Linked DNA regions of Mus musculus: region 2 is linked to region 1. A link is a loop called in an ENCODE intact Hi-C map of the cell type or tissue named here. Cell type or tissue: heart. All regions are shown on one strand. Region 1 overlaps Stk38l (serine/threonine kinase 38 like). Region 2 overlaps 4930479D17Rik (RIKEN cDNA 4930479D17 gene).

Evidence for each region. Peaks named below come from ENCODE experiments on the same cell type or tissue, not always from the same donor. Only the 100,000 strongest peaks of a DNase experiment are listed, where the experiment ranks them.
Region 2: a loop joins it to region 1, with 6 times the contacts of the local background. A loop is called at or near these places in 33 of 42 quality-filtered maps.

Annotation. Positions count from the first base shown.
Region 1 is chr6:146,761,262-146,763,761 of GRCm38, reverse strand. The region is part of intron 3 of Stk38l (serine/threonine kinase 38 like); the gene reads right to left. Among named protein-coding and RNA genes, the nearest start is that of Stk38l, 38 kb to the right of the region's middle. In heart, a CTCF peak has its summit at 1,251 (motif pointing right); no DNase peak of the experiment used is centred here.
Region 2 is chr6:146,661,435-146,663,934 of GRCm38, reverse strand. All of the region lies in intron 1 of 4930479D17Rik (RIKEN cDNA 4930479D17 gene), which reads right to left. Among named protein-coding and RNA genes, the nearest start is that of 4930479D17Rik, 5.5 kb to the right of the region's middle. In heart, a CTCF peak has its summit at 1,069 (motif pointing left); no DNase peak of the experiment used is centred here; H3K27ac peaks cover 324 bases.

The DNA.
Region 1 (2,500 bases):
AACAGAAGAGACCTGGCTGTCCAGTTTCATAAAATGTGCTTACAGTCTAGACAAGAGTCTACCAAAAACCAAAACAACAACAAAAATTAGTCACTGAGTATCTGATAGGTGCTCCTGTCTACCAGAGCATAGCCCCTCAACAACAAAAGGGAAACCACAGTGTGCATTAAACCACTGGCCTCAGGAAAACCTACTCAGTGACTTTAGCCCTTCAGTCAGTATTGCAGTCTGGGGGTAAATGAAGCAACATCGGCGTTTTAAAGCCCATGAAGAGCCCTTGCTGCATCTGCTCAGTGTGTACTAAAAGCCAAGGTCTCTGTGTTCCCCCCTTCCCTCCTGCTGCTTCATGGCTCTCTTCTGCAGCTTAAATCACTCATTTCAGTTTTCCATTAATAAACATCCATTTTTGATGATTCTTGTTAATTAATATATATTCTCCCCATGTTTTGAATCAGTCTCATTCTGAAACTGAGAATCTTTTATCTCTCACTCCCTAGTGCCAAGATTACAGACTCCATTCCTTTTCAAATGGGTAAGAGTCTCAATCTGCAAGATGCCAAGGTGTTTTTAAAACAGAAAGGGTATTTCAAAGTTCTGAGATATTAACACTAACAACTTCGTCTTGGCCACTGTTTTGTTGTAAATGGTCACAATTTAATGGTTTCACAGCTCACTCATGAACTATTTCACAGTACACAGTAGACAGCAGACAGTACTGTTAAGGACTGACACCCCAGGCTGTCCTATGGGTGCCACATGCACTCCACATTCACATTGTTTAAGAAATCTTAAAGTTTTTTTGTTTTGTTTTTAAGAAATTCCAATCCCTTATACTGATAGTTTCAACATCAAGGTTGAGAGAATTTGTTCTCTTCTCCACAACATCTTCAAGGCCCTAGCACAGGGCCTAACAATAAACACAGGCACTTTAAAGTACCTCTACAGAAAAAAAAAAAAGGGATGTTTAAAAACAGACATTATGAGCTGTTGATTTTTAGAAGCAAAATGAGTTAACATTTTCTACAAGCTATTTACAAGAATTAAGAAAAAAGCCGGGTGGTGGTGGCGCACGCCATTAATTCCAGCACTTGGGAGGCAGAGGCAGGCGTATTTCTGAGTTCAAGGCCAGCCTGGTCTACAGAGTGAGTTCCAGGACAGCCAGAGCTACACAGAGAAACCCTGTCTCGAGGAAAAAAAAAAAAAGAAAAAAAGAAAAAAAAATCACTAATGCCCACCAGGGGGCACTACAAAGCCAGGCCTTCCCAGACAGTTCCTGACTCCCAAGAAACCTTCTCATCACTTGGCAATAATTTTAAAAGTAAGCCAATTTATATAAAAGTCCAGGCTTCCAGATCTTCTTGCACAACAGGAACCTAGCCACACTGGGCTAACCTGTCACCTGACATGGGTAATCCTGAGCTCTTGATAGCTAACAAATAGGCAGGTCTTCATTAACATAAAGTGAGGAACAAACATTAAAAAACCTGTTTCTTCATCCTCCTTTTTCTTTCCTTTCCTTTTTTCCCCTGAGACCTGGTCCTTTATACAGTGCATGCTATCTTTCAATGGAGTCTCCACTGTGCTCGGCATGGACATCTGTTTTGGTACCTTTCCCTAGACTTCAAGATCCTGTGTTTAACATTTCTAACAGTGAGTTCCAGGACAACACAAACAACACAAAACAAAAAAGACTTCTGCATCAGCACCATTATTACTAGCTAGAAAAAAAGTTTTAATATTAGTGAGACAAATAAGGAAAGATCTGCTCACCTTTCTCTATGAGCTAGGATGAAGCCCTTAAATTACTGCCTCACAATAAAATTTAACAAGATGGGGCTTTAAGATATGCATTAAATTTATATATAAACAGTAACTTTAAGTGTGTGTTTGCCTTCCTAAGAGCCCAGCTAGACGGATGGCACACAGCTAAGGCAGCTAGCTGCAGGGCAGATTAACTCACTTGGTCAGCGTCTTCAAGCTCCTTTCTGACCACTGAACAGTCAGTAAGCCTAGGTTATAACTCATTCTCATCTGGAAAATAAAGCTCTTTTTAGTAACTGACCTGACGCTAGCTTTCCATGCCTTCAGCTTCCCTTGCCACTTAAGCATGCATGGCCACTATTGCTGACTACAGTGCTGTTTATGAAGTAACTTCTTTCCATCAAGAACGATTCAAAGCAATTGCTACAACTCCCATAAGTCTTTTCTGAGCTCCTGTATTGGGAAAGAGTCTATGTATTTTCAAAGTTTGCTATATTCTGTAATGTTTACACATTTTTGACTTACTGGGTGGTGGCTGCTGGAACTCAAACCAGGGCTATGCAAGAACTCTATCCTGAACTATACTAGCAGCCCCTGTAACGTATACAAGTTTTCGTGCATGTGTGTGCCCCCTGCAAAAGCCCTTCGTCTGCTCCAGGATGTGAAACTGATTAACACACACAGCTTCTAGTCTCTGGGAAGATGCCCTTTATTTAAAGGCTATCACAAGGACAGAAAC
Region 2 (2,500 bases), 100 kb after region 1:
AAACAATACGCTATACCCTATAAGAACAGATACACTTTATTTCCCACACATACACATAATTTTTGAGCACAGAAAGATTTTTGTCAGTGCTGGGTTGTGATATCTTTTCCTGCTTTGTGTCAGTTATCATATAACATATTGCTTTGGTTGAAGTATGTGAAGAAGATCTGAAGAAACATTTTAGAGAGAAATATGTATTTTTTTTTAAAGTCAGGGATTGTTTATAGCCCAGGCTGGACTGATTTGTGCTGTTAGGCCAGGCTGGCCTCAAATTTGCAACAGTTCTCCTACCCCTACCCTCTTCGTGCAGGGAGGTGTGTGCCCCATGCTTGGCCAGGAGGAAGATTTTAACGCCGTTTTAGATGGTTGTCCATGTCCTTTTTTGAGACAGGGTCTTGCTGTACAGGCCAGTCTGCTCTGGATCTCACTACAGAGCACAGCTGCTTTGGCCTCTGGGATGGCATGCAGGCACTGCAATGCCTAGAGTTTAAACAATGTTTCCATACTCTGCACTTGTGTTATTGCTGATGCATATCAGAAACATCTCCAGGTATAAGGAAACTGTCACATTCACAGAGAGAATGCATGTCTTCTAAAACTTTAATTATTTACCTGAAAGCTAAAGTTTTATTATTGGCAACGGATACACTCCCTCAAAGGGACAGGATTAGTGTGACCTTACTTACTTATCTTACCAGCCTGTGCCAGTCACTAATGCACAGCAGTGCATGAAGGGAGCCGTGACTATGACACGCAGAAGTACTTTATGGATGCATATGTCACAACTGGTCCCATGGAGAACCAAGGGTATGTAGTCACGAGTCCAGACTAAAGAGTTCTTACTGCTTCATCAAATGGGCTTTTAATCAAAATAACTGTTTTTCTTTTCTCTTTTCTGAGAATGTATGCCTGTAAAGGAAATATGATAGGGCTGAGAAGCTGGCTCCTCCGGTGAGAATGCCTAATGGCCTTGCAGAGGAAGCAAGTTCAGTCCTGGAACTCACACTAGTTAGTGGCTCACAAGCATCGGTAACTCTGGCTCCAAAGGGTCTGATGCCCTCTTCAGGCTTCCAAGAGCACTGCACCCGCAGGTACAACACCCCACACAGTTGCATATACGTGTGTGTATATATAACTTAGAATAAAGTATGTATTCCAAAAGGAAAGAATACAATGACGAATTTGGTTTGGGTACTTAACACTAAGACTTGGACAATCTTTCTAACCACTGCTTTTAAAAAATACTAACACTGGGGGTGGAGAGATGGTTCAGCAGTTAAAAGCATTTGTTGCTTTTGCTGAAGACCGGGTTTCAATCTGCAACACCTACAGAGGCTCACAATCATCTCCAGTTCTAGGGATCTGATGCTCTCTTCTGACCTCTGTGGTACTGAATGCACCGGTACATGCACATACATGGAGACAAAACACCATATACATAAAATAAGAATAAACAAATCCTTTTAAAAAAGATTTATTTATGCCGGGCGGTGGTGGTGCACGCCTTTAATCCCAGCACTTGGGAGGCAGAGGCAGGTGGATTTCTGAGTTCAAGGCCAGCCTGGTCTACAAAGTGAGTTCCAGGACAGCCAGGACTACACAGAGAAACCCTGTCTCGAAAAACAAAACAAAAAAACAACCAAACAAAAAAAGATTTATTTATTATTATATGTAAGTACACTGTAGCTGTCTTCAGACATACCAGAAGAGGGTGTCATATCTCATTATGGAAGGTTGTGAGCCAACATGTGGTTGCTGGGATTTGAACTCAGAACCTTCAGAAGAGCAGTCAGTGCTCTTAACTGCTGAGCCATCTCTCCAGCCCCTAAACAAATCTTTAAGTACTAACACTACTTCTTCTGACTTTTTCTACAGCTCCAGTATTTCCTTCTCAAAATGGGAAGAACAAAGTTTGGCTCCCTTTCTCTTTTCCCCTCCTCTCAGCATATATGTTTACATCCCTCCATGGCCAGTGCCTTCTTGGTTCACAGCACTTCTAGTCTTCTTTGTGGTTTCAGCCAGCTGGAGAACTGGCTTGTCTCCACACCATAGCTGTTCTGCTTCTCATCGCCGCACTACCCTCAAGCCCACAGGGAACCTGCACCCTTCTTATGCTGGGTCACTTTATGGGGATGCTTGCCACACTTTTTACAGAGGTCTTTGGGGTTCACACTGAGCACCTCACAGCTATACTGTTTACACAATGACAATGGTAGGCTCGGTGTCAACCACCCTGGCACAGACGTCTATCTCTGCCGTCAGTAAAATAAAGTAAGGTAGAGAAGTCAGTGAGGAAGATATCCTGTTGTCAGTCTCTGGTGTACACACACACAAGCATCAGTGAGCACACCCGCACACACAGGTGCACACACGCGCACACACACACACACACACGATTATAACTGAAATTTTAGATTTCAAAAGCAAAGTGTTTGTATGTTCATAGTTTAAATAAAAAGGTTTAAAACTAACTTTGAAAGATTTAAAGTAGATCAGACGA